Linked DNA regions of Homo sapiens: region 2 is linked to region 1. The links are chromatin loops, found by intact Hi-C in ENCODE. Cell type or tissue: IMR-90. All regions are shown on one strand.

Region 1 (2,500 bases):
GGTAGAAAAAAAAAAACAAACAAAACTCTACATGTGATCACCCATAGCACTTCCTTTGATTTCAGTTAACCCTCAGTCAAGTTCCCTGAAAAGTCAACACCACAAATCTTTCCTTAAACTTGCTGAGGCCATGCTCCTCCCACACATCGTGGCAGGATGACAAGCAGCACTGTTTATCAGAACAACTGTGGGAAAGTTTATCTGACAAAAACGAAGTATGTTCTTACATTCATTAAGTTTCATTCCAGCTCACTCAGTGACTTCCCAAGGCCTGTTTTCCTAACTTGTTCTATCACTGTATTAAAAAGCTGAGCAGTTAGGGTACTGAGTAAATAAACTGTCTGATAAAGCGGCGTGTCATCCTCTTAGTTACCTGTCCTAAGTTGAATCATTATGCAGGTCAGGGATTCAGACATCTACAAAAGGGATTCAAAAGTGTACAACTACAAGTGATTAGATGATTTAATACACTTGGGATAATATTATTTAAAATATTCATAGTCATTGTTCTCAGATAATTTCCATTATCTCATTTATCTTTACTTGCAGAACCAGAGCACGGAGTTGGAGAATATTCTCTGTCTTCCCCATATTTTGGTTACAGATATTCAATTAACAAATACTTCTGAGTATGTACTATGGTAGTGAACATCACGGGTACAAAACAAAGCCAGCAAGGACGGCTAGGCATGATACAGAAACACAGGCCACATCAGAAGAATAATGACAACACTGAGGTATTAGGGACATGTCTAAAGACGTGGTGAGTCTTGCAAGCAAATGGGAACAACAGGAAGATAATCAGAGATGACACATTTGTGAGACCTCAAGGTGAAAAAGAAAATGCTTTCCTCTGCTTCCTCAGCATCTTTCCAAAAAAAATACTGAAAAGAGAAAATACACATACAAAAGTTTTTGTTTTGTAACAAAGTTCTAAATTCTGATTCTTTGCTAACATCAGTCGAGATTCAGTCCTTCTGATTTTCAAGATTTAAACCCAATCTAATGCTAGCAATACAGAAAATCTGTTTGCACACTTCAACTAATTGGGATTAGACAATCAACCATGACTCAACGTTAGTATCCACACCAAAGTGAGGTTTTGTGAACTGCCTACAATACATGTACAAATTGCACCTATTAATTTTTTTAAAAACTGTTACTTCTTTCAATCTACCAGAAGGGGGTGATATTGTACCAGGCATTTGTTTCTCCATTGTAATTCTCAGATGAAGGCAAGTGCACAATTGCCAATGAAGTCCCATGTCCTGTCATTCATTGCAAGAGGTTTAACAAAAAGGCATTATTTTATAATGTGGTGACTTATCTCACATCTTAATGATGTAATTTCTGCCCCCTTTCTCCACTACTCTAAATCAACAAGCTGGTAGAACTGAATGCTTCACATAGGGAAACATAAAAAGGCATGTCTGCATTCAATGTTTTCCTATCAGATTACAATTTTTTCAAAACACTTTTTCAATTATTTTACTACAAAGCTCAAAAACTTTACAGCACACTAAATTAGGAAGTCCTGAGCGTGACATTTTGGATCCCCGACATTACGCGCTCCTCCACCTTTGCTGGCTTTCCTAACATTAAACCTTGGCTCACATCATTCTTTTAATACAGTACTAAGTTGACTTTCACCCCCATTCTACAAGTAAAAGAGCCATCCAACAAGAAGCATTTTGGATGCTAGTTCCTTCAGAGATCCTATAGAGGACAATTTCCAAATATGCTTCCTTTAAATATCCTTGTACACTGTACTTTCATAAAATGTTTACACCGGGCCTTTACTAAAATCCTCTACATTCTTACGTCAACATCTTTCTCAACAACCAGTGGAATCCTTTCGGCAGCCATGCCCCCCAACACATACAAAACACACACACACAATTATAAATAACTTGCCAGCAAAACAAACAAACAAACAAAAAAAAACAAAAAAAAACTAAATTATATAACCCAGCAAATATCTGCTATGGTTAAAATAAATTCATTGAAAATGTTCATATTTATCTGAAAATCCATCAATAGGTACTGATTAAACAAATTATGGAATACTACAAAGCTACGAAAAAGAATAAGGTCTATACAGGGCTCACATGAACAAGTCTCCAAGAGAGCAAGTGGGGATGAGGCCGGATGCGCTAGTGTCTTACTCACTATGCTCAATAAAGCAACCAGGGAAAGGCAGGGGAAGGGCAGTAACAATGAAGTTGTCTCTGTACTTACTTTAAAGAAAAATGATTTCAAAAGACATATGGTAACAATTATGCATAGGTGAATTCCGGGGTAAGGAGCAAAATAGGACATTTATGGAATCAAAATGTAAGCCAGCCAGCTATTTATGCGCAGTCGATGACGGCCTGGATAGAAACTGACTGGAAACAGTTACAGACATATTTGGGGATTACGTGTGTTAAACTCATTCTATTTGTAGTATGAATACACAAGGGATGTTTATATATAACCAGTCCTATTACTAATAAGGCAG
Region 2 (2,500 bases), 270 kb after region 1:
GAGATACAGAACTGTATTTAAGGACAGAAGTCAGAGTTGATGAGGCAAGGTAATATGATCCCCAGTATTGGAGGTGGGCCTAGTGGGAGGTGTTTGGGTCATGGGGCGGATTCCTCATGAATGGCTTGGGGCCATCCCCATGGTAATGAGTGACTTCTTCCTCTAGGTTCACCCAGAGAGCTGGTCGTTTAAAAGGGTGTTGCACCTCCCCCCTCTCTCGCCATGAGAAGCGCCTGTTATCCCCTCACCTTCTGCCATGATTGTAAGCTTCCTGAGGCCCTCACCAGAAGCCAAATAGATGTTGGCACCATACTTCTTGTACAGCCTGCACGACTGTGAGCCAAAATAAATTTCTTTTCTTTATAAATTACCCAGCCTCAGTCATTCCTTTATAGCAATGCAAAATGGCCAAACACATTCCCTCCTACCTAGTTCCAACAACAGAAGCAGAGGACAGCCATTTACACTTCTGTGGCCTTCCAAAGTCATCTCTGTCCACAGAGTAATGGGAATTTCCTTACACTACTGCAGTACCAAAGGAAGTGGGGTGGTGGGGGAAAACCAGGCAAATTAACAATGACTGAATGATTGTAGATAGAGGTTAGAGTTCAAGGAAAGTAGGTGATTGGAGAACACCAGGAAGATCAAACGTGGTCTTTCACGTGGAAAGAACAGAGCCAAAACATTGCTAAGATGATGAAATCAAATGAAAGCTCTTTGTCTCTCTGTATCTTCACTTGAGAGGAGAACTTTAACCTTTCCCTTAGGGGGGGAAAAAAAAAAACGGAGGCGGTTTCTCTAATCTCACAGAATTCTACGCTCTTAACATTGGAAAGTCACCTACTGGTCACCTAGTCCAGGCTGTCACCCCTTCCAAAACTGCCTTGGCAGCTGGCTGTTTGGCATCTCCCCAAACACTCATGGGGTTGGATGCTCATCACTTGGTGAAGCAGTTCATTACTTTCTGGGCAGTCCTGAATTTTAGACAATTGTCCTTGACATGCAATTGTCACTTGCTTCCCTGTAGCTTTAATTTATTGGTCCCAGTTTTATTTTCAGGTGCTTCATGAGCACATACTTTCCTTTTCTCAAATGAAGGGCCGTCCAATGCTTTAATGCTCTTTTCAGATTTCCACTAAGAATTTCTTTTTATTTGAGATTAAATATCCTAGCTCTTCAACCTTCCCTTCAGTGACATGGCTTTGGAACTCCTCACCATGCTGGTGTCTATCTCTCAGTTGGTCATGCAAGCCTGAGGCCCCCAGAGTGGGAGACAGCATTCTGTCTATAGGCTGAGCAGCATGGGGAACACTGGGACAACTCCCTCTCTGGAGTTGGACGCGGATGCTTCAACCACTATAGCCCAAGACTGCATTTGTCTCTCTAGCATGATGAGGCTATAACCCCATCTTCTGGGATTTTAGTGTACTACCACTTAGCTCTGTTTTCTTCTTGTGGCTTTGCATGGTACACATGAAATTTATCCTGAATTCTCCTTGTTTTATGACCTGGGTTAAATTCCACCCCCATTTCTTATCCCTGGGAAATTTCTCATTACCAAGAACCATGATTTCTGCTTCTACTTCCCTAACTGAAGTATTAGTTCAGTTTAGTTTGGTGATATTTATTGCATCATGTGTCAGGAATTGTATTATATGCTAAGATGGAGTGAGGGGATACGGATGAATTAGAGCACAATTACTACCCTAGGGCAGATTGCTGGCTGGAGGGAGAAGACACCCACATACACACACTGTTACAATGTGACATAGGAAGAGCTGTGCCACATAAGCATAGTGATTATGGGGGCCCAGATGGGGAACTCTTGGCCCAAAGTAAAAATTCAGGGAGGGAGTTCCAGAAATGGAAGTATTTTGAACAGTAAGAATTAAGGGGTATCGAGAAGAATGTGGAAAGACAGAAAAAAAGGAAAGAACAAAGTCAAGGAGGCAGGAAGCACAATGGTATGTGTGAGAAGCTACAGGCTATTTGGCAGTGCCAGAGCATCAAGTACTAGAAAAGGAGGGGCAAAGTCATGAAAACCTTACTTTCAAGATAGGGCTTGACTCTGTAGGCAATGGGAAACCTTGAAATGTTTCAAGAAGATGTAGTGGGGGGAAGCGGGAGTAATCAGATTTGCATTTATCACTCTGGTCTCTGTAGAAAGAATATGTTTTGATGTGGCTAACCTGGAGGTAGGCAAATGGGTTGGAATACTTAGGAGTCTAATGTGTTATTTCAAGTAAGAGATGTTGAGGACCTTAATGAAGACAGTGGTAGTAGTACACACGGTATAACAGATGCAGTTGGAGGCCTTGGAAAGCTGTGAATGGCAGAGAGCAACAATAACAGCCAAAGTCCAGATTAATTCCTAGAGATCTAGATCAAATGGCTAGGAGGATGGTGATAAAACTAGCTGAGAGGGTGGAAGAGATGTTTGGAAATCATGAGCTCAAGTTTAGACATGGGGAACTTGAATTGCTCACTGAACATCCAAGTA

What was found. Peaks named below come from ENCODE experiments on the same cell type or tissue, not always from the same donor. Only the 100,000 strongest peaks of a DNase experiment are listed, where the experiment ranks them.
Region 2: it touches region 1 in a loop (6-fold over the local background); 2 of 110 quality-filtered maps call a loop at or near these places.

What each region holds. Positions count from the first base shown.
Region 1 is chr3:151,281,803-151,284,302 of GRCh38, reverse strand. All of the region lies in intron 16 of MED12L (mediator complex subunit 12L), which reads right to left. Among named protein-coding and RNA genes, the nearest start is that of P2RY14, 4.5 kb to the right of the region's middle. RefSeq lists a silencer at 1-282. In IMR-90, a CTCF peak has its summit at 1,182 (motif pointing right); DNase peaks (open chromatin) are centred at 152, 1,212 and 2,372; H3K27ac peaks cover 201 bases.
Region 2 is chr3:151,007,794-151,010,293 of GRCh38, reverse strand. All of the region lies in intron 1 of CLRN1-AS1 (CLRN1 antisense RNA 1), which reads right to left. Among named protein-coding and RNA genes, the nearest start is that of CLRN1, 36 kb to the right of the region's middle. In IMR-90, a CTCF peak has its summit at 1,399; a DNase peak (open chromatin) is centred at 1,393; H3K27me3 peaks cover 301 bases.